Regions from separate parts of the Homo sapiens genome. Here regions 2, 3, 4 and 5 are each linked to region 1. Evidence: chromatin loops called from intact Hi-C (ENCODE). Cell type or tissue: heart left ventricle. All regions are shown on one strand. Region 1 has its middle 35 kb from the start of PLA2G4D. Region 2 overlaps EHD4 (EH domain containing 4). Region 3 holds the start of SPTBN5 (spectrin beta, non-erythrocytic 5). Region 4 overlaps ZNF106 (zinc finger protein 106). Region 5 overlaps EHD4 (EH domain containing 4).

Region 1 (4,000 bases):
AACTCACAGGTTTGACACAAGGAAGATTCTGGGAAGTTGGAGAAGAACAGAACCTGGGATTGGCAGCGGCCAGGGCTGTTTGTCCTGCCCTTGTCTCCTCTGTCCCCCTTCACCCACTGGCCTCACTCTCTCTTTCTGTAGACAGCCCTCCTCCAGTGGTGGGGATACAGCCCCTGGCAGCCCAGGCTCAGCCACCCCAACATCAAGGGAGAAATTTTTTCAACAGGAATCTTTCTAATAGGGAAGGGCTCAGATGGGCTTGCTCAAGTTAGGTGTCTGCCCCCCGAGGCAATCCCCAGTGGCAAGGAGATGACACACTGAGATAGGCCAGTCCTGGTCACACCCTCTCTCCTAGGGCTGCTGGACAGGAGTTGTCAACAGAGAAGAGTGACAGGAACACTTACTTGGCAGGCACAAATCACAGGTTGCTGTGCTCCACTATGCAGATGATGACACCCTCAGATTTTTTCTCTTTAGTAAACTCTTAAAACTAGACATATACACAGAAAACTGCATGAATTATGAGTGTGCAGTGTTTATTCACAAGAGCAAGGACATAGAATCAACCCAGGCACCCATCAAAAGTAGATTAAAGAAAATGTGGTGCATATACACCATGGAATACTACACAGCCATAAAAAAGAACAAAATCGTGTCCTTTGCAGTACCATGGATAAGGCTGGAGGCTGTTACCTTAATTGAATTAACACAGAAACAGAAAACTAAATACTACGTGTTCTTACTTGTAAGTGGCAGACACAAAGATGGGAAAAATAAACACCGGGAATTCCAAAAGCGGGGAGGGAGAGAGTGGGAGAAGGGTGGACAAACTGCCTATTGGGTACTATGTTCGCTACTTGGGTAGGGCCCAAACCTCAGTACCATGCGATATACCCATGTAACCCCAAACCTGTACATGTACCCCCAGAATCTAAAATTTGTTTTAAAAAAGAAAATAAATATGTATAGAAATAGCAGAATGTAAGATACCTTTAAGTTCACCTTTCAGAGATAACACTGATGATGTTATCAGCATTTATTATTTTCTTTAAGGATCTCATTTCTATTTATTTATTTATATATATATATTTTTTAGAGACAAGGTCTCACTCTGTTGCCCAGGTTGGAGTGCAGTGATGCAGTCATAGTTCACTGCAGCCTCAAACTCCTCAGTTCAAGTGATCCACCTGCTTTGGCCTCCCACAGCGCTGGAATTACAGGCATGAGCCAGCACACTCGGCCAAGAATCTCATTTTTTAGCCTCACTTTTAAAAAATAAAATAGAAAGTATACTGCATAAAGAAAAAAAATGTGCAGCTTCATTAAGTTTCCCTTTTGAATACACCCATGTAACAAGCATCCTGATGGAGAAACAGAACGTCACCAGCATCCTAGAAACCTTCCTTGGCTTCCTTCCAATCATGGCACACCTGTCTTCCAAAGGTAAATGCTATCCTGATTTCTGCTACTGTAATTAGTTTGATCAGTTTTGGCACTTTATACCAATGCAACTGTTCAATATTTTATTCTTCCATGCCTTGCTTCTTACATTCAACATTATGTTTATGAAACCCATCCATACTGTGTGTAATACAGAGTGTTTGTTTTCACGGCTGCATAATATTCCATTGCATGAATACTCCAAACATTATTTGCCCATTTTACTGTTGATAGACACCCTGGCCGTGAAGAGGAAAGTCCCAAGTGCCATTGGGTTGTGACAGTACTGTGAGAGACTTTACCTAGGCATTTATGTCTTTGAATTTTGCTTTGAATCATGTTCTTCTTTGAATATATGTGTAAATGCTGGCTGCTAATTAATATATAAGGTTGTCACATGAGTTTAAAAGCATTATTTCAGCCAAGCGCAGTGGTTCATGCTTGTAATCCCATCACTTTGGGAAGCTAGGCAGAAGAATTGCTTGAGCCCAAGAGTTCAAGACCAGCCTAAGCAACATAGCAGGACTTCTATAAATAAGAGCGTATTTTGTGGAAAGTTTTACGGAGTGACGAGTATGCTCTGTGCTCTTGGGGACCACTACTCCAGGCAATTAATTGTCCTGGCAACACCGTCACTTGGCAACACAGCCCCCTGGTGGCAGCCACCTGAACTGCAATCTTACCTCAGAAAAAGTTAATTGCTGTTTTTCAAACCGGGCATTATAGCAAGTGTCACAACCCAGGACATAATTTATACTTAGACCAGTAATCATTTATGTGAATAAAAGTGCTCCATCTCCATGGCATTGTATCTAATCAGGATACAAGTCCATCTCTAAAATAATGATAAAAATTTTTTAAAGAACTACCATTTATCAAGTACTTCCTGTGTCTGGTACCGTGCCACACCCTTCACATACAGTATTCAGCGTCATCCCTCCAGCAGTGCTGCGGAGTGGCCATTGTTGTCACCTTTTAGAGACAAGGAAGCAGAGGCTTGCAGATGTTCAGGAATCATCTCAAGGTAAATGGAGCCAGGATGGCTTCTCCCACAATCATGATCTCCTCTGCCCCCTGCGATTGGAGGCACCTGGCTGTTCCACGCTCACTCAAGGTTCATTCCCACAGACCAGCCCCCACCCCGAGGAGGGCTGGAGTCAGAGAAGAGCTCACTTTTTCTCCTGTGGCTCTCTGCTGGGAGGCACGTACTTCTAGTTCCTCTTCCCTCGTCCATACCGCCCAGGTGGACAAGTCGTTTTTCTGCTAGTAGAAGCCCAAGGCATTGTTCGGGGCACATTGTACTAGCGCCTGGGATTCATGTGGGTGTCTTCCCCATCTTTCTGTGCCCAGGCAGTGTCAGGTTGGCCTGTCCTCCGCCCCTCCTTGACTGCTCATGACCAGGTGGCAGGTAGAATAACCAACTTGCCCCACTTTGCCCAGGACCTTCTCCATTTTTGCACTGAAAATCTCCCATCTCAGGAACCCCCTTGGCTCCAAACAAGCTGCCTTTCCCCCTGGATCTTGGGAAAGTCAGGCCCAAATTGCACCACAGATTCAGCTGTCCTAGATCCTGTGAGAGGATGAGAAACTCGTTAGGCCTCCTGGCTTATGATGCACTGGCCAATCCAGCAAACCAGAGCTCTGCGTTGGGATTGAGGATTAACAGGTGCTTGTCCTGCCTGTGAAAACAGTCCTTGGCAGCATGTAGGGTAGTCCAGCATGTGACTTCTGCAGGCAGGTGGCCTGGATTCAGATCCTGGCTCCACCTCCTGCTGGCTCTGTGGCCTTGAGCAGGTTATTTCACCAACCTGACCTCAGAACCCAACGCTTAGCACAGCACATACCTCACTGTGGCTGTTGTGAAAATTCAATGTGAAAATGCAGATGCTTGGAAGCATTCAGCCCACAGGTCGTGCGCCACAAATGACAGCCCTTGCCATTCCCTTTGCTTCTTCAGCTGCCAAACTGCCTCCCAAGTTCTGATCCTAAGACTTACTTATTTTTAGTATGAAATGCTTCATAAATACAAAGGAATATATATCACACATTCATATATAAAATGTGAAGAGTAACAAAATATATACCAATGTACTCAAACCTCCTCTCCTTCAGCTTAAAATAGAATATTACTGACCAGTCATAGTGGTTCACACCTGTAATCTAGCAGGTTTGGGAGGCCAAGGCAGGAGAATCGCTGGAGGCCAAAAGTTTGAAACCGGCCTGGGCAACATGGCAACACCCCACCTCTACAAAAAAATACAAAAATTAGCAGATGGTGGGGGGTGGTGTGCACCTGTGATCCCAGCTACTTGGAAGGTTGAGGTGGGAGGATCGCTTGAGCCTGGGAGGCAGAGGTTTCAGTGAGCTGAGATCATGTTACTGCACTCTAGCCTGGGTGACAGTGAGACCCTGTCTAAAAAAAAAAACAAAAGAAGAAGAAGATTACCAATGCTTTTGTATATCCCTCTAATCATAACCTTCCCTGTAATGATAATGAATCTGAATTTTGCCATTTCCTCACTTGAACGTATCATTTCTTCACTTTTTGTTATATGTTTAC
Region 2 (4,000 bases), 160 kb before region 1:
CAGAATAAATATGAAAAGCCATAATTCCTGCTTTAAATGAGCTTATGTTGTAATGGAGGAAGGATACTCCAATTGTTTAAAAAAGGACTTGACATAACACAGTGAAAAGGATAACATGAAATCTATAAAGTCATTAGAAAGAAAAAAGCCAAGTCATTAAAAGGGAGAGAGGGGCCAGGCTCAGTGGCTCACACCTGTAATCCCAGCACTTTGGGAGGTCAAGGTGGGAAGACTGCTTGAGCCCAGGAGTTCAAGACCAGCCTGGTCATTAGACCCATATATATATATATACATATGTATGTGTATACATATATGTATGTGTGTATATATATGTATGTGTATATATATGTATGTGTATATATATGTATGTATATATATACATATGTATATATATATGTTAGGGAGAGGAAGGGAATAATCACATCAGATGGCTAAGGTTAAGGAAAACTACCGCCTGTATAAGGAGAAGAGCTCAGTTGCCCAGGGGGACCCCTGGGGACCCTCACTGTCTAAGGAGAGAAAACACTTGTTTATTGCAAGAGACAAACTTTCTGTGGCTCTGAACTGCGAGAGTTACCTAGAGCTTTACATGACAGGCTTCAAAGATCTGATGAAAAGTGTCTTCAACAGTAGTTTTATTAAATAAATGCAGAAATGTTCCAGGTATGGCAGGTTTTATATGTGAAGTATTTCTGTATGTACAGTTCTAGAGGGGGCCAAAGAGAGGCCATGCAGGTGTGCAATTTTCTGGAGATGAGGCAGGGAGATTTGCAAGGAAAAGTCAGACCTCGCTGTTTTGGACAGAAGCAATGTGACAGGCTGCTAGGAAAAAAAAAAAAAAACTTGGTGTTATCATAAATATCATGCTTTCTTGTAAAAAAAAAAAACAGAAAAAACTGGTAAGCAAAACTAAAAATTTAAAATAATTTATAATCTCATCATCTGGCAAAAACCTCTGCTAGCATATCTGGGCATGCATTTCTAGCCATTAACATACATACACACACACACACACACACACACACACACACACACACTGAAACAATACCACACTCTTAACAAATAATATGTCATATATTTCTGTGGTATTAATTTTTACATAACCTTTCTCTTAACAGTTACAGAATATTGAACTTAGACTGTAGAGCTGGGCCATTCTTAATTAACCCTGTCCCCTATAGCTGGACACACAGGTTGTTTCCAATAGAGAATCAAAATCATGGTCTCTAGGGTGGCAGGGCAGGAATTCTGGGCTGACATTTGGAAGGGGATTCCTGGGTGGTAGTTGGTGGGGGGACAGAGCTGAGAAATATCAGCTAAACGGGCTGACATTTCTCTAGGGAAGGGACTCTGACATATTCTCAGGAAGTAAAGTCAGCAGCCATCAAACCATGCAAACCCAGCGTGTGGCCCCTGCTCAGCTCAGAGCAGCGGGTACTGCAGGCCGGGTCTCTCAAACGCAGTCACTAGCATGTCACTCCTGACATCAGCACCAAACAATGCGGCCTGCACTTCGGGCTCCTGCCACCAACATCTCAATGGGCCAAGGAGATGGAAAAGAGAACGCTAAGCAGGTGGAGGAGCAGGCGTCCCCCACAAAAATCCCAGTGCTGCTGGGTCAACGAGTTTGGATTCCCCGGGTGCGTGAACACCTACCCCATTTCCTTAAGAATGAGCCTGCGCTCAGAGCGCACACAGAGCCCCTGTGTCTGGCCCAGCAGACAAAGGAGGGTGATGCCTGCCCAAACTTCCCACCAGCCTGCAGGGGCCGTGGATTCCGACTGCAGAGCTCTGGAAAACTGGCAGGGGGAGTGGCCGCATATTTGCAGGGGTGGACAGGAGGCAGCAGTTATTCCTGTCCTGGGAGGCAGGCAAGAAATAAACCCTCCATTCTCATCCCTGTGGTCCCCCCCAGGCTTGACCGGGGACTGCGGGGGCACCAGTTAAACCATCATCATGTCACTCCTGACATCAGCACCAAACCATCATCATCCCTGCCCTCTGCCACGGTGAGTCCAAAACAGTTCTTATTGGGATGAATACACACTGGGGAACTTAAAGGTATTTGCCCATCAACAGTTGTATCCACTAAGCCAGGACCCTGGAATTGCTCCCTCTCAAGAGGCAAAGGTCAGTTCCCAGCCCCGTCTCTGGTGGGGCTGTCCCTTGCCCATTAATTGCCAACATTAACCAGAAGAGTTTTCAAATCCACCAGAGGGTCTGAGCAGATGGGGCTGACTCTGCTGCCCTCTGCTGTTGAAATGCTGCCAACTCATGAGCTGAGGGGTCCAAATTCTCCTTCCAGTCAGAGGAGCAGAGTCAGCAGTAACGGTGGCCCTTCGGGTGCTCATCTTGTCCTGCAGTATTAACACTGTGCTGTCAGTCACGGTCCCTCCCCAGAGCGTGCCAGGCACGCACAGGCAGCCACACAGGTGGGTTGCAGGGCCTGTCCCAGCTCAGGGAAGGGCCTTCAGAATACACTCTCCTCTCACTGCTACAGCTAAGAGTCACTCTGACCAGCTGGCTCCATGAGAGAACAGGGAGAATAACAACCTAAAGCTGGCATCAGCGAGCTCTCTGCGTGACCCTGATATGTGCAAAGATCACAGTGTGGTCACTTCTAAGCGTATGTCCCCCCTCTGTCAAGGCCTATGTTACAGAGGATGTTAGACTTTAACAGCCTCAGGGATGGGACAGGCCCTAACCCACACACGCGCCCCTCAAAGCTTCCGGTGACAGCAAGCTAGCTTGCAGTATCAGGTGACACTAAGCATTCCTGACAGGCTCCAGGCTGCCTTGTTCCTTGGGGATTCTCCGAAGGAATGGGGTGATGTGACTGGGCCTCAGCCTACTTCCCAAGGAGGCCTCTTCCTGCAGCTTCTAGGGGTTGGCACGGGGAACCCCTGGTCTATAAGCCCTGTGGGAATCGAGGCTGCGTCAGGGCCTGAGAGCCTGCTGTGATATGGCCTTACACTAACTTACTAATTCACTTGGCTTGTGTGAATTGAGCACTCACCACGTCCTAGATGCTGGGGATATGGCAGTGAACAGGGCATGGGTCACTGACCTCATGGAGCCACAGACTTACGTGGGAGAGAGATACTAAATATCAGACATCAGATAATTCAATTACATGGAAGCACAACAGTGCTCATATTGTAACAAGAAACATGTGTCCTTACAGTGGGGTTGCTGTCAATTATTTTTACCCCCATTTGTTCATTTTTTCTGTTTTTTGACAGGGTCTCCTCTGTCGCCCAGGCTGGAGTGCAGTGGCGTGATCATGGCTCATAGCAGCCTCGACCTCCGGGCTTAAGCCATCCTCCCACCTCACCCTCTCAACTGGCTGGGAACACAGGCATGAGCCAACCACACCTGGCTAATTTTAAAATATTTTAATGGATATCGGGTCCCACTATGTTGCCCAGGTTGTTCTCCAACCCCTGGACTCAAGCAGTCCTCCCATTTCAGACTCCCAAAGTGCTGGGATTACAGGCGTAAGCCACTATGTCCAGCCTCATTTGTTCATTTTTTTGTGTTGATTTATTCCAGGGGCCTAGAACAGTGATAGCAGCAGGAGGCAGAAAAATGCTGAGGCAGATAGGGGTGGGTCTCCAGTGAAACCCTATCTTCAAGCCAAAGGCAGTTTAAAGCCTGCAGGCCAAGCTACAAGTCAAATCCATGGACTGGATTGAGAACCTGTCTTTCCATTTGGCTGCTTTTCTTTGATTGATCCTCACCCTTCACCTATTTTACATATACCTACCCTTCCCTAATTGTTTTTACACTGTTATGTCCACCTTTGACTGGTGCCTTTGTTTTAACCTTTTTTGCATACTCACAAATCAATCAGCATGCACTCCTCTATCCTGTGCCTATAAAAACCCCAGACTCAGCCACACTGGGGAGATGACCTGACTTCAGGAGAGACAACCCAATCTTCCCATCCCCTCTTCACTGAGAGTTGTTTTGTTGCTCAGTAAAATCCTCCACCCTCATC
Region 3 (4,000 bases), 170 kb before region 1:
CGGCCTCCTTTTAGTGCCCATCTCCTTAGCCTGTCCCTTTCTTTCAGGTGACTCTGCCTCCCCCCATTTGCTGAGGCCTCCTCCCTCCTTCTCCAAGACAGGCCCTGCTCCTCTTCCCCACCTGCCGTCTTAGTCCCACATCTGGGCTCTGTTGGCTGGTTAACCATCGATCTTGCCTGGTAAATAATTCAGGGCCTCTGTTTCCTCATCTGTGAAATGAAAAGCCTAAGAGAACGCTAAGATTCTTTTGGCCTAGAATCCTGTGAGTCTCTCTTATGACAGACAGTGACATTTTCCACCCCAGTAGGGACCTGGATTGCTACTGCCATGGCCAGCTGGGTGCTCTCCAAGTCAGGGGTGCTGTGCGAGGAGGGCGTGGCTTCTGCTCCTCTGTGTCCCAGCCACTCCTCCTGTACTCAGGCCCCAGCTCCTCTGTTCTGCCCAGTGGCCTGGCGCAGGAAAGGTGACCCAGTAGTTCAGCCTGTCCCAGCTGCCTGCCCCAGCACCATCCCAGACCCCTTTCCCTGGGGCCCACCTTGGCCCTGAGGAAGGCCAGAGCTCGGCTGCTGTTCTCCAGGAAGTGCACACGCAGGCGGCCCCGGCTCGGGGGTGGCAGGGCCTCCCCTGAGATGAGCTCCAGCAGCCGCAGGAGGTGGATGCCGTCAGCCAGCTCTGTGTACAGGTTCCGGATCTTGATGCCCGCCTGGGGAGGGGACAGGGGTAAGTATGGGGTCAGCCCAGCCTCACCTGTCCTCCCATCCTGGGACCTGAGAGGTACGACCCAGAGCAGCTGCTTTGGAAGAAGGAGCTCTGGCCTCAGCTTGGCCTCAGGCAGATGACCCCACAGCTCACCCCGGAGGCCCACTGGCCAGAGCTGGGGGCCTGGTATGGGTGGGCTGTGGGTCACAGCTGGCTATACTCACCTGGCCGCACTGGAAGACGTTATTGATCCACTTGGTGAAAGTCTTCTCCTGCATCTGCATGTGCCGGGCCTGTAGCTTGCGAATGTGGCCCGTCTCGTACTGAGAGTCCATGGTGAGACTTGGACTGGGCGGGACCCGGAGTTCTGTGCTGGGCCTCCTGCTGCGGTGCCCTGCAGCCCCGAGGAGCTCCCGGGGACTGTGGGGCTGACCAGCCATCAGCCCTGCAGACTTTGGGGATGAGGAGCTGCTGGATGGCTCCCTAAACCTGGAGGGCATGCAGATTAGGGGATGATGTGAATGGAGATGGCCCCTCTACCAGGGGCCTGGGGTCCCGCCTTGCCAGACTGTCCTCACATTTCATGGGGGTTGCAGCTTGGAGCCCAGCCAGGTAAGGGCCAGTGCTTCTGGTCCCCTGTGCTTGAATGGCCCAGGGCCCCCTTTGCCCCACCCCACCTTCCAGATTCTTCTTCTCAGAGCCCCTGCTGCCAGGTCCCTCCACCACAGTGACTGGGACAGGTGGAAGGAAGACAGGAAACTGCTTACCTTGGTGATGCCTGGGTCCCACAGAGACGGCTCTGCTGGACGGATGGAGATGGTAGATAGCAGGGGCTGCTTACCTTGGTGATGCCTGGGTTCCACAGAGGCGGCCCAGCTGGACGGATGGAGATGGCAGATAGCAGGGGCTGTGGAGGGAGGGAGAGGGACATCAGGAGAGGCCAAGGCTGGAGCAGGGCTGCACCACAGCCCTCCCCTTGAGCCAGCGTGCTGGGGTGACGGCACACAGGCGGCATTGTCCTCCCACCTGCCACAGGGCGTGGCCCAGACAGGGAGGGGGTGGTTCAGGAATGCTCCAGGGCCATTGCCAGATGATGTCCTCCTTCATCATCCTCCCTTCCCCGCCAGCAACTTCTCCAACTCCAGGTGGGGGTCCTGGCTCCCAGGACGCAGAGGCCCATGGAGCGGCCCTGCCACCGCATGGGGTGCTGCAGTCTGCGTAGGAGGTACCAAAGGGCAGAGCCTCTGTGGGAAGCCTGTGGACGCACTTCCCAATCTGAGACTGCCCTCTGTACCCTCTTGGGGCCTCTCTGTGAGCACCCAGGGCGAGGGGATGAGGGAGCGTCCTGGGCCGTGGTCTTCTCATTCACCCCCAGGGAACAGCCCATAGACTGAGGGCCTCACAGACCCTGGGCTTGGCTTTCCAGGCCCTGCCAGAGTGCAGCCTGCCTAGCCCGGGGCTGAAGGGTAGGCTCCCTGGAGGAAGGGGTGACCTGGAACTGCGAGGGCTGTGGAGTCTCCTCCAAAATTAGAGACACGGTGTTAACTCTGGGCTCCACAGAGCTGGCCGTGGCCCGGGGCTCGGAGGCAGGGGTGCAGAGGGAGCTGGTGGGCGCCCATCCCTTCCTCCCCGAGCAGCCGTGGACTACATGCCAGAGTGAAGGCGAGTTCTAATTCTGGGGGTCTCACCCGCCTCTGGCTAAACTCAGGGTAGCAGTGTGGGCTGGGGTGTGTGTGTGTGGGTGTCTTCCAGCGGCCCTGGAGCCTCTGAAGCGACAGCCCGCTCCTCAGGGAGGCGCTCCTGGCAGCCACAGCCCACAGCAGGACAGCCGCTCAGCGCGCCCTTGAGAGCTGGGCTAGGGATGAGTCACACTTGAACCGCCTGGGCCCACTGCAGGCAGTCAGGGGTGACGCTGAGAGGTGCCGTGGTCTCGGGTGGGGTGCGGCTTCCTGCGTCTGAGAGACGCTTCCTCTCCTGCTGTCCTCTCCCTGCCAGGCCCCTTCTGCAGCGGCTGGCTTCCAGACACCCTGCGTCCCTCCCTTGCTCGCAGCAGTTGCTGTGGCGGTCCTCCCGTGCACCCCCCCTTCTGCCCTCACTGCCCCTGGGGGTCCTCATCACGGACCCCCTAACTCGGCATCCTGGACACCACCACCCCGCACCTTTCCACAGTGCAGCTCTGCTCGTGCCTGTGAAGCCTCCCACAGCCTGGGAAGGAAAATCCAGACTTGCCAGACCTTGCCTCAGCCAGGCCTTGGAAGCCTGCCAGCTTACCTAACCAGGCTAGTCTGCCCCCCTCACTCTGGGTGCTCTCCATGGGCCACTCACCATTTCCTGAGCAGGACCAGAGCTCTCCTGCCCCAAGGCTGGGCTTCAGCTGCTCTTTCAGCTTTGAACGTCCTTTCCCATTCTCCATCATCCACATTCACCTATCCTGCCTGCCCCAGTTAAAATCCTGTTTCTTCTAGGAAGTCCCTCATCCCACCCGCTTACCCCAGGGAGACTGAGCTTGTTCCTTCTCCTAGTAAGACCCTCAGCCCATGGAGTCCTGTGTGATGTTGTGAGCGTGGGAGGACAGACTGAACTGCTCGGCCCGTGGAGTCCTGTGTGATGTTGTGAGCGGGGAGGACAGACTGAACTGCGTGGTGCTTCGCACATAGACCTCAACAGGGATTGGCATTTTGAAGCTGTTGGCGGGGGCTGTGGACTGCTTTTCTTCCTTTCTAGCTCAACGGCAGCTAAAGCCACTGCATACAATGCAAGGACTGGCTCCTGTTTGGCCACGACTGATTGCAGCCCCTGGTGAAATGAGAACCCTGTGGGTCGGAACAAAGTTTGGATTATTTATGTTGCAAGTAACTAAAATCTCAAGTGAAACTGGTTTAAACATTATATTTTTATTATTTATTTATTTATATTTAATTCTTTTTTAGAGACAGGGTCTTCTTAGGTTGCCCAGGCTGGTCTTGAACTCCTGGCCTCAACGATCTTCCCACTTCAGCCTCCTGCATTGCTGGGATTATAGGTGTGAGCCACCATGCCTGGCTTACACAGTATAAAGGGAATGCATTGGCCCACACAGTGGAAAAAAATATCTAGTAGGAATAGGAAGGACTTCAGGTGAGGTTTGATCCAGCAGCTCAAATGTTGTCACCACAGGCCTGGATTCCTCTGGCCTTTCTCAAGGTCTCTTTCATTTTCATGCTCCACAAGATGGCTTCTGCCAGGCTGACCTCCCTCCCCTGACCCCAGCAGCTCTGGACACCCCTCTCAGTGCCATTTATATTGTTGCATCAATAGGCTC
Region 4 (4,000 bases), 410 kb after region 1:
CAAAAAAAAAAAAAGAAAAAAAAGAAAGAAAGAAAAGAAAAAAGATCCACAGGCACAGGATTAAGGTAATAGCCCCAAATGCATTCCTTCTCATGTATTAGGCTTCTATTTAGGCCTTGTATATTAATCAGTATTATATTTTTAAAGGCTGGGTTGGTTGGAGGGGAGGGGGGACTCATGGTTAAACACATGTGGAAAACATTGAATAATACAAAAAATATGACCAGGTGTAGTGGCTCACACTTGAGGCCAGGAGTTCAAGACCGGCTGGGCAACACAGTAAGACTCCATCTCTATTATACACATATATTTAACTCCAGGGCTTCTCAGTATTTTATGTTAATGGGCCTCAGGATACTCAGGGATACCTTACACAGCTTTTCCCCATACTCAAGTCACTTAGAACCTTTTCTCCTCCATAGTTTATTTGGAGAAACCAGAGTTACACTAGTTTGGGAAATTGGAGACAAGCATGGCTTCAACACCAATTGTTCATAGTCCTATCTGAAAATAAGTATCAGTTATCCCTTCCAACTAACCCATTTTGTTACTTTCTTAAGTCATACCACTCACTTAAAGCAGGCCATTCCCTTGCTTTAAAAAAAAATAAAAAGGCAAAAAATAAAAATAAAAACTACAACCAGCTTTTCCTTTTTTTAAAAAAAAGGAAAATAAATAAAAACTACAATCAGCTTTTCCTAGGGCAGGAGTAGATAATTCCAGCCCTTCATTTAACTTCATTATGATCATGGAAAAGTATGAAGAGATAAAAGTATGTTTGAAACCAGAGTAGCAGAGCCAGAAAGATTTAAAATGGCAAAATCACAAAATCATGGTATCACAAGATAGGGCTGCTATTCTATGAAACTCTGATATCACATCTCTGAACAGCAGCCTTTCCATCTCACATCTTCTCCCTACCTCTGTCCAACGTGAAAGTAGTCATAAGGAATTCTGACTTATTGACAATTTGTATAAACCTTCATCAAATTTTTAAAACTAGAAGAGCATTCTTCTATTTTTGTAAACAGTAGCAGGTATATTATTAAACATGATTTTTAAATCTCACTAATTTTTCCATCACTAACAGAAATCTAGATAGAAAAAAAAATAGTATCCACCCAAGTCTACTTGGTGGATCATAATCGACCCTTCAGTCTGGCATCCAACACTGTTTATCAACTATCTTCACTTAATTACAAATTACAGTCCTGCTATTCCCAAGGCAAAACTGTTTTAATCAGATGAGCCTTCTTGCCAACTCCTAGAACTGTCATACTCCATTCCATTTGTCTCTGTACATGTTGTTCTCCTACCCAAAATATCTCTTCCTCGTTTCTCTTAAACCATCGTTACTCTAGACACTTTTCAAAGTTTACCACTTCCACTCACACTTCCCTGGCTAACCTAGCCCATGATCCTCCCAGTTCTCTGCATTTCCAGTAACAATCAAGAGCATCTTAAAAGCAAAGAGAATAAATTCCTCAGTATTTAAACTAGCAGCACTACTCTGAAAGCAAATGATAAAGGCAGGTAAAGGCAAAAAGTGACACAAATTGCAGCCAATTTTAGGTCCTAAAAAGATGTTTTGGCCGGGCACAGTGGCTCATGCCTGTAATCCTAGCACTTTGACAGGCCCGAGGCAGGTGAAAAACCTGTGGTCAGGAGTTCAAGACCAGCCTGTGCAACATGGTGAAACCCTGTCTCTACTAAAAATACAAAAATCAGCCATACCCAGCAGCACATGCCTGTAATCCCAGTTACTTGGGAGGCTGAGGCAGGAGACTCACTTGAACTGGGGAGGCAGAGGTTGCAGTGAGCTGAGATTGCGCCACTGCACTCCAGCATAGGCAACACAGTTAAGTCTCCATTTCAAAAAAAAAGTTTTACTTTGAGCAACATCCCCACCTTGTGGACATCTAGGATATTGTTAATACCATTTCTGCTGTGCTGCATTTTTCACAAGCATAGGCATAAACAGATTGTAGGTACATATAATAGATGCTATATCCTTAGCTAATCAAAAAGTACATGATTTTAAAATTACAGAAAGCAGTATGACTTCAAATAACCTTGGAATTTTAAGGTATCTTCCCTATAACTGGTTACTAAATTTCTGTGTCATCTAGTTTTGAATACGCTCAAATTCTGGATGGACAGAAGTTTAATAATACAGGTACTGGCTTTAGGAGGCAGTAACGAGAAAGAAACCAGTGGAATGAGACTATGGTTTAGGAAAGAAAAGAAGCATAAATAAGACATTGTCAAAGCTTTTCCTATTAATAACATATGTCTATTAATATTAATAACATCTATTAATAACATGTCTCTTTAAAAAATAGTCATAAAGCCTCAGATTCTCCCTCTTCCATTATTACCTTTTTTGAGCTGTACACGATGTGGCATAATATGCATTTTCGTTCTCGTACCATAGTGACCAGATCTGAAGCACTCAACGTCACAGCTGCAATGAGGAAGTAACATTTAGTAACCTTTTCTCCTCAGTACCTTCTTACATTCATCTTCACATAACCAAAATTACAAGTCTTATCTTCCTCACCTCCACCTTGCTCCTCCCCCAGATCTTTCCGTTTCCAGGTGCATAGGGTAAACATTTTGGGAGCCATCCTTGATCCTTCTTTTTCACCCCATATCCACCCTCATTAGGAAATTGTCAGACCTACCTTGCTATATAGCCAAATTCCAACACTTCTCACCACCCAGCACATCTCTCATCCCACACGGCATTACCCTACTACTGAAACGACTCCTTCCTTCTGCTCTTGTCCTCTCACAGCTGATTCTCAAAACAGTGTTTTGAGAGTAGCCAAAGATTCTTAGAATAAGATTCTTTTAAAGTTTAATTCAGAATGGACAGGTGCAGGGGCTCACGCCTGTAATCCCAGCATTTTGGGAGGCCGACGCGGGCAGATCACGAGGTCAGGAGTTAGAGACCAGCCTGGCCAACATGGTGAAACCCCGTCTCTACTCAAAATACATAAATTAGCTGGGTGTGGTGGCAGGTGCCTGTAATACCAGCTACTCAGGAGGCTAAGGCAGAATTGCTTGAACCCAAGAGCGGAGGTTGCAGTGAGCTGAGATTGCACCACGGCACTCCAGCCTGGGCGACAGAGCAAGACTCCAACTTTGAAAAAAAAAAAAAAAACAAGTTTAAGTTAGAACATATACAGGTTGAAAATTCCAAATCTAAAAATCTGAAATCTGAAATCTGAAATGATCCAAAACCGGAAACTTTTTGGGTGTCAACATGATGCTCAAAGGAAATGCCCGCTGGAGCAGTTTAGATTTGGAATGTTCCGATTTGGGATGTTCAGCCAGTAAGTACGCAAATATTCCAAGATCCGAAAAAATCTGAACTCCACAACACTTTTGGTCCCAAGCATTTCGGATAAAGGAACTCAACCTGTATGTAATTCCTCTGCTCAGAATTTCCCAATGGCGTCCATCTCACTCACAGAAAACCTAGTCTTTGCCATGGCTACAATATCTGTTTCTCTCTTCCTCTCCGAATCATTCGCATGCCCTCCCGTTCTTCCTCTATCATTCTGGTGCACTTGCATTCCCCTCGTTGCTATTCTTTGTTCACATCACAGATCCTCCCACCTTTGCACCTCTACATTTTCTGTTCTCTGCCTGGAATATTCTTCCTTAAAAAGTCCTTATGGTTCCCGTGGCTCATTCATTTCCATCAGGTATCTAAAATATTGCCTTATGGGAGAGGCCCTGCCTAACCCTCTACATAATATTGCACTTTCTGACACCCCACCTCTCCACATAGTTCCAGTTTCTCTATTCCCCTATTAACCTGCTTAATTTTTTATAGCACTGTGGTAGATCATGTTTCCATAGAAGGCCTCAACAATATCTGCTACCCCATGTGCTCTTTTGCAATGTGATCTTGCCACCATCCATGAAAAGGTGGATGGAGTCTGTTTCCCCTCCCTGTGAACTATTTTGATCAATAAAATGTGGCAGAAGT
Region 5 (4,000 bases), 140 kb before region 1:
GCTTCCATTTATGGGCTCAAGCACTGACACACACACATCCACAGTAGCTCAGGGCTGCTGACTGAGTTATTTTTAGAGCCCTGCCGAGGACTAGGCAATACCAGGATCTTCATGATCCATTATATCATGATTCTCACACGCTTTAGCCTGAATCCATTTGGTGCACAAAAAATGCCTCATTTCTTTACAGGAGAATTTTTTTTTTTTTTTTTTGAAATGGAGTCTTGCTTTGTCGCCCAGGCTGGAGTGCAGTGGCACGATCCTGGTTGACTGCAACCTCCAACTCTTGGGTTCAAGTGATTCTCCTGCCTCAGCCTCCTGAGTAGCCAGGATTACAGGCGCCCACCTCCACGCCCAGCTAATTTTTGTATTTTTTGTAATTTTTTTGTAATTTTTTTTGTAATTTTTGTATCCAGCACTTGCTGAAGTTACCCTCCAAGCCCAGAGTAGATGTGGCCAGTATCACTCTTTAGTACATGTGTCTCAGTCTTGGAGACACACACACACACACACACACACACATCATTGGACACAATGAGATCTGTGTCAGAGTGTAAGTGTGAACTACATATACATTCATATACATTTAAAAGGGAGGACTTTCCTTTCTGCTCATTGAGTTATTAGCCTAGAGAAAAACTGTCATTTTGTCATTTTGATGACATTTAGTAGAGACGGGGTTTCACCATGTTAGCCAGGCTGGTCTCGAACTCCTGACCTCAAGTGATCTGCCCGCCTTGGTTTCCTGAAGTGTTGGGATTACAGGTGTGAGCCACCGTGCCCAGCCTATAGACAAGAAAGCCAGGCTGTGCACATCACATGTGACTGAGAAGAGTCTACATTTGAAAGAATAAGCTAAATTCCACAGAACTACAGTGAACCTTGAAAATCACTGACCTCTCCTCTTCTTTCTCAGTTTTACTTGTTTCTTCCTCAAATGTTGCCTCATTTTTGTTGAGCAAAGATCTCCAAATGGGTGACAGCCTTTCCTATTCTTGGGCAATACGCTTCTAAAGGGTGGGGTCTGATAGTGAACTTGCATTGTTTGGGATTTGTATGAGTCTAATTTCTTTAATTTGGCTATTTTAATTATAGCTGAATAAAAGTAAATGACATGTTCCAAACCCTTTTTTGGGCTTTCCCAAAACAGCTTCCTTTAAAGAATCATGAAATGAACCCTGATTGGCATCTCAGAGTGTGAGCCGTCTTCCAAGAAGGATGTCTACTGAGATTGTAAGAAGTGATCTTTGAGGCTAACCAAAAACCCACTCTAAAGTTTCCCTGTTCCTTAAATACAGAGATGTGAAAAAAATATACAAACAGAAAAAGAAGGGAAATAAACTTCAAGAGCTCTTTGGGAAGAGTATCTATCTACTTTTCATATTATTAAAATGTCACCTTTATGACACTTCGAGTTTGATTAAAACGGCGCACTTGCTTTATCTGGATGGGCCATGAATCCTGGTTAATTATGGTGTTCTATAAATAAACATACTCCACAACCCAACTCAGACTTGACATCTCTTAGCTGACATCTGAAAACTTACCCTTTGCATGTTTTCAAAGTGTCAGCTTGATAAACCTAAACTTTGTAGGGTTTCTGTGGATGGAGACTTTTATGGAATAAATAGATTAACAGATCAGTGCAGAAAACAAGGACACAGGGAGGAGGTACTGTAGCTGCTGTTCACTCCCGATTTCAGGTGACTGCTTTCTGGACTGAGGTGTCACACTGACCGAGGTTTGAACGTATACTTTGCAGCTTACAGGCTGTGAAGCCTCGGGGACATAACTTCACCTTTCTGAGCTTCCGTTCCCTCAGGTGGGAAATGAGGACAAAAATGCCCAACTGTGTAGTTGTCAACAGGATCAAACAAAAAAACACACATAATGCAGACTACAGAGCTTTGGAACAGTTGGTGTGAAAAAGGAAAACTGGATCAAGAGAAAGGTTAATAAACCAAAATAAAAGCACTTTTGGAAAATATAAACACTCCAAAAAGAAAAACTCAGGTAAGCATCTGTCCATTTAAGCAGAAACAAGTTCAGCGGTGGAACATGAAACTGCAGGTGGCGTGAGGTCAATGTCATGAGTTAGTGGCCAAGGCCGCCGTGCTGAGTCCGGCTTCTCCTCCGGGTGAGCCCGCTTCCTGTCCCCGTTCCTCAGCATGGCACTGCCCACGAGCAACTGGCACTGAGAAGCTCCGGCTGCAAATACCCATACTTCAAACATTTTCCTTTGTGAAAAGGAACAAGCCAGATACTATTCTTAGGAAGAAAAAAACCACAAGCCTTTTTCCTGCAAGTAAGCTCAGCAAGTTTGACCGTCCCCCACTCCCTGCATCCACACAAGGGTTTTCATTATTCACAGTGTCAGAATACAGAGCAGCGTTCTGTGCCTCCAAACCCAGGCCGCGCTGGCCCGTTCAGAGGGCCCGAGGCTCAAGGATGGCAGGGAAGCTCTACGGGTTAAGGCGCTTGGCATTTCCAGCGAGCTTTCTGCTCCTTATTTATTTATTTATTTATTTATTTATTTATTTATTTATTTGAGACAGAGTCTCACTCTGTCGCCTAGGCTGGAGTGCAGTGGCACGATCTTGGCTCACTGCAACCTCCACCTCCTGGGTTCAAGCGATTCTCCTGCCTCAGCCTCCTGAGTAGCTGGGATTACAGGTGCCTGCCACCATGCCTGGCTAATTTTTGTATTTTTAGTAGAGACGGGGTTTCAATATGTTGGCCAGACTGGCCTTGAACTCCTGACTTTGTGATCCACCCGCCTCCGACTCCCAAAGTGCTGGGATTACAGGCGTAAGCCACCGTGCCCGGCCTCCTTATTTATTTATATGACTGAATACAGCAGCATCTCCAGTCACTGGGTCTTCATTTACCAATAACTGGTAAATGAAGAATGTCCATGAGCATTTAAAAATAGTTTTAAAAAATCTCAAAATCTGCAAAGGCTATGACATGAGTCACCAACTTTGGTTATAAACTAATGTGGGGTGTCACACACCTTGAAGGTTGTTCAGTTGTACCTGCTGGAGAAAGGAAACACCACAAACCAAGGGATCACCGAGTGGAAAAACAGCCTTCCTGCTACCAAGCATTAGGCCCAGGACAAGGGCGAGGGCAAAATCATTTCAGGAGAGCTGCACGTAAGTGGATTTACAAACTAGTTAGCACATCTGCCTTGCAGAACTGGAGCAAAAATGGCTTGTAGCTCTGGAAAGGAAGCCACTTGGACCAGGAAGAACAGATAAAGAAGGATGACTCACACAAGCACCACACCACTGCAGGTTAGCTGAGCCATATGGGAGGAATGCATGCACACGCACTGGGACACACGTGACAGAGAGGGACACAGGACATCGAGGTCCTGTGTGAGGGGCAGCAGCAGCCAGGACGGTGTTTGTTTTCACCCAGGCAAGAGGCTGCCCAGTGAGCACACTGGCACGAGGACAGGCTGCTAATGAGCAGCAAGAAGGAGGAAGAATTGTCCCCACCTTGGCTGTCCCCATCAGGGAAGCCCTCCCTGCCTCCTGGCCAGGCACGTAGTCACCCTTCCCAGAGCACTCATGGCAGCATCCATACCATGACTGGCACATAGCCAATCACCCAGGGAGCTTTACACACACACACACACACACACACACGCGCATGTTTACACACATGCATATTCACACAAGGCCATGTGTGCACGCACACCCCTATATCCGAGGCTCTGGGGCAGGGCCTGGGAATGTATGTTGCTTCTGATGATCAGCCAGGTTTGAACTTCACTAGGACTAGATAAAACTCTAAAGGCACTTCCAGCATTAGAGGACAATGATTTTATGAAACATGCACATATTTTTTAAAGAGCCATTTTTTTCTCTGTATTTTCTCTTGGAGGAGGGATATGCTTTTCTCTCTTTGGAGACATGAATTGACTCTGTCACTTGAGGGATGTCAGCAGGTCACCTCTCACTGCCCCATTGGGCACACACTCCTGGGGCTGCTG

What was found. Hi-C counts contacts between places; a loop is a spot of excess contacts. Peaks named below come from ENCODE experiments on the same cell type or tissue, not always from the same donor. Only the 100,000 strongest peaks of a DNase experiment are listed, where the experiment ranks them.
Region 2: a loop joins it to region 1, with 2.4 times the contacts of the local background. A loop is called at or near these places in 13 of 110 quality-filtered maps.
Region 3: a loop joins it to region 1, with 2.6 times the contacts of the local background. A loop is called at or near these places in 11 of 110 quality-filtered maps.
Region 4: it touches region 1 in a loop (4-fold over the local background); 18 of 110 quality-filtered maps call a loop at or near these places.
Region 5: it touches region 1 in a loop (2.8-fold over the local background); 16 of 110 quality-filtered maps call a loop at or near these places.

What each region holds. Positions count from the first base shown.
Region 1 is chr15:42,057,800-42,061,799 of GRCh38, forward strand. No RefSeq gene overlaps it. Among named protein-coding and RNA genes, the nearest start is that of PLA2G4D, 35 kb to the right of the region's middle. In heart left ventricle, CTCF peaks have their summits at 2,097 (motif pointing left) and 2,299; a DNase peak (open chromatin) is centred at 2,093.
Region 2 is chr15:41,902,455-41,906,454 of GRCh38, forward strand. All of the region lies in intron 5 of EHD4 (EH domain containing 4), which reads right to left. Among named protein-coding and RNA genes, the nearest start is that of SPTBN5, 10 kb to the left of the region's middle. RefSeq lists enhancers at 1,170-1,674, 1,675-2,178, 2,500-2,569. In heart left ventricle, a CTCF peak has its summit at 2,261 (motif pointing left); a DNase peak (open chromatin) is centred at 2,338; H3K27ac peaks cover 895 bases.
Region 3 is chr15:41,892,359-41,896,358 of GRCh38, forward strand. It overlaps SPTBN5 (spectrin beta, non-erythrocytic 5), which reads right to left and starts at 1,695. Exons shown (of 68, transcript NM_016642.4): 1 at 1,541-1,695; 2 at 924-1,188; 3 at 536-703. The coding sequence starts at 1,139. EHD4 (EH domain containing 4) reads right to left here. Exons shown (of 6, transcript NM_139265.4): 6 at 3,575-4,000. It overlaps LOC105370792 (a long non-coding RNA gene), which reads left to right and starts at 419. Exons shown (of 4, transcript NR_135681.1): 1 at 419-720; 2 at 2,869-2,978; 3 at 3,222-4,000. RefSeq lists an enhancer at 480-539. In heart left ventricle, a CTCF peak has its summit at 2,482; DNase peaks (open chromatin) are centred at 399, 2,583 and 2,953; H3K4me3 peaks cover 2,630 bases; H3K27ac peaks cover 3,193 bases.
Region 4 is chr15:42,469,858-42,473,857 of GRCh38, forward strand. ZNF106 (zinc finger protein 106) reads right to left here. Exons shown (of 22, transcript NM_001366845.3): 2 at 2,379-2,464. The coding sequence starts at 2,432. Among named protein-coding and RNA genes, the nearest start is that of ZNF106, 19 kb to the right of the region's middle. In heart left ventricle, CTCF peaks have their summits at 1,919 (motif pointing left) and 2,122; a DNase peak (open chromatin) is centred at 1,804; H3K27ac peaks cover 1,552 bases.
Region 5 is chr15:41,914,591-41,918,590 of GRCh38, forward strand. All of the region lies in intron 4 of EHD4 (EH domain containing 4), which reads right to left. Among named protein-coding and RNA genes, the nearest start is that of EHD4-AS1, 4.8 kb to the right of the region's middle. RefSeq lists an enhancer at 3,121-3,415. In heart left ventricle, a CTCF peak has its summit at 2,059; a DNase peak (open chromatin) is centred at 2,141; H3K27ac peaks cover 4,000 bases.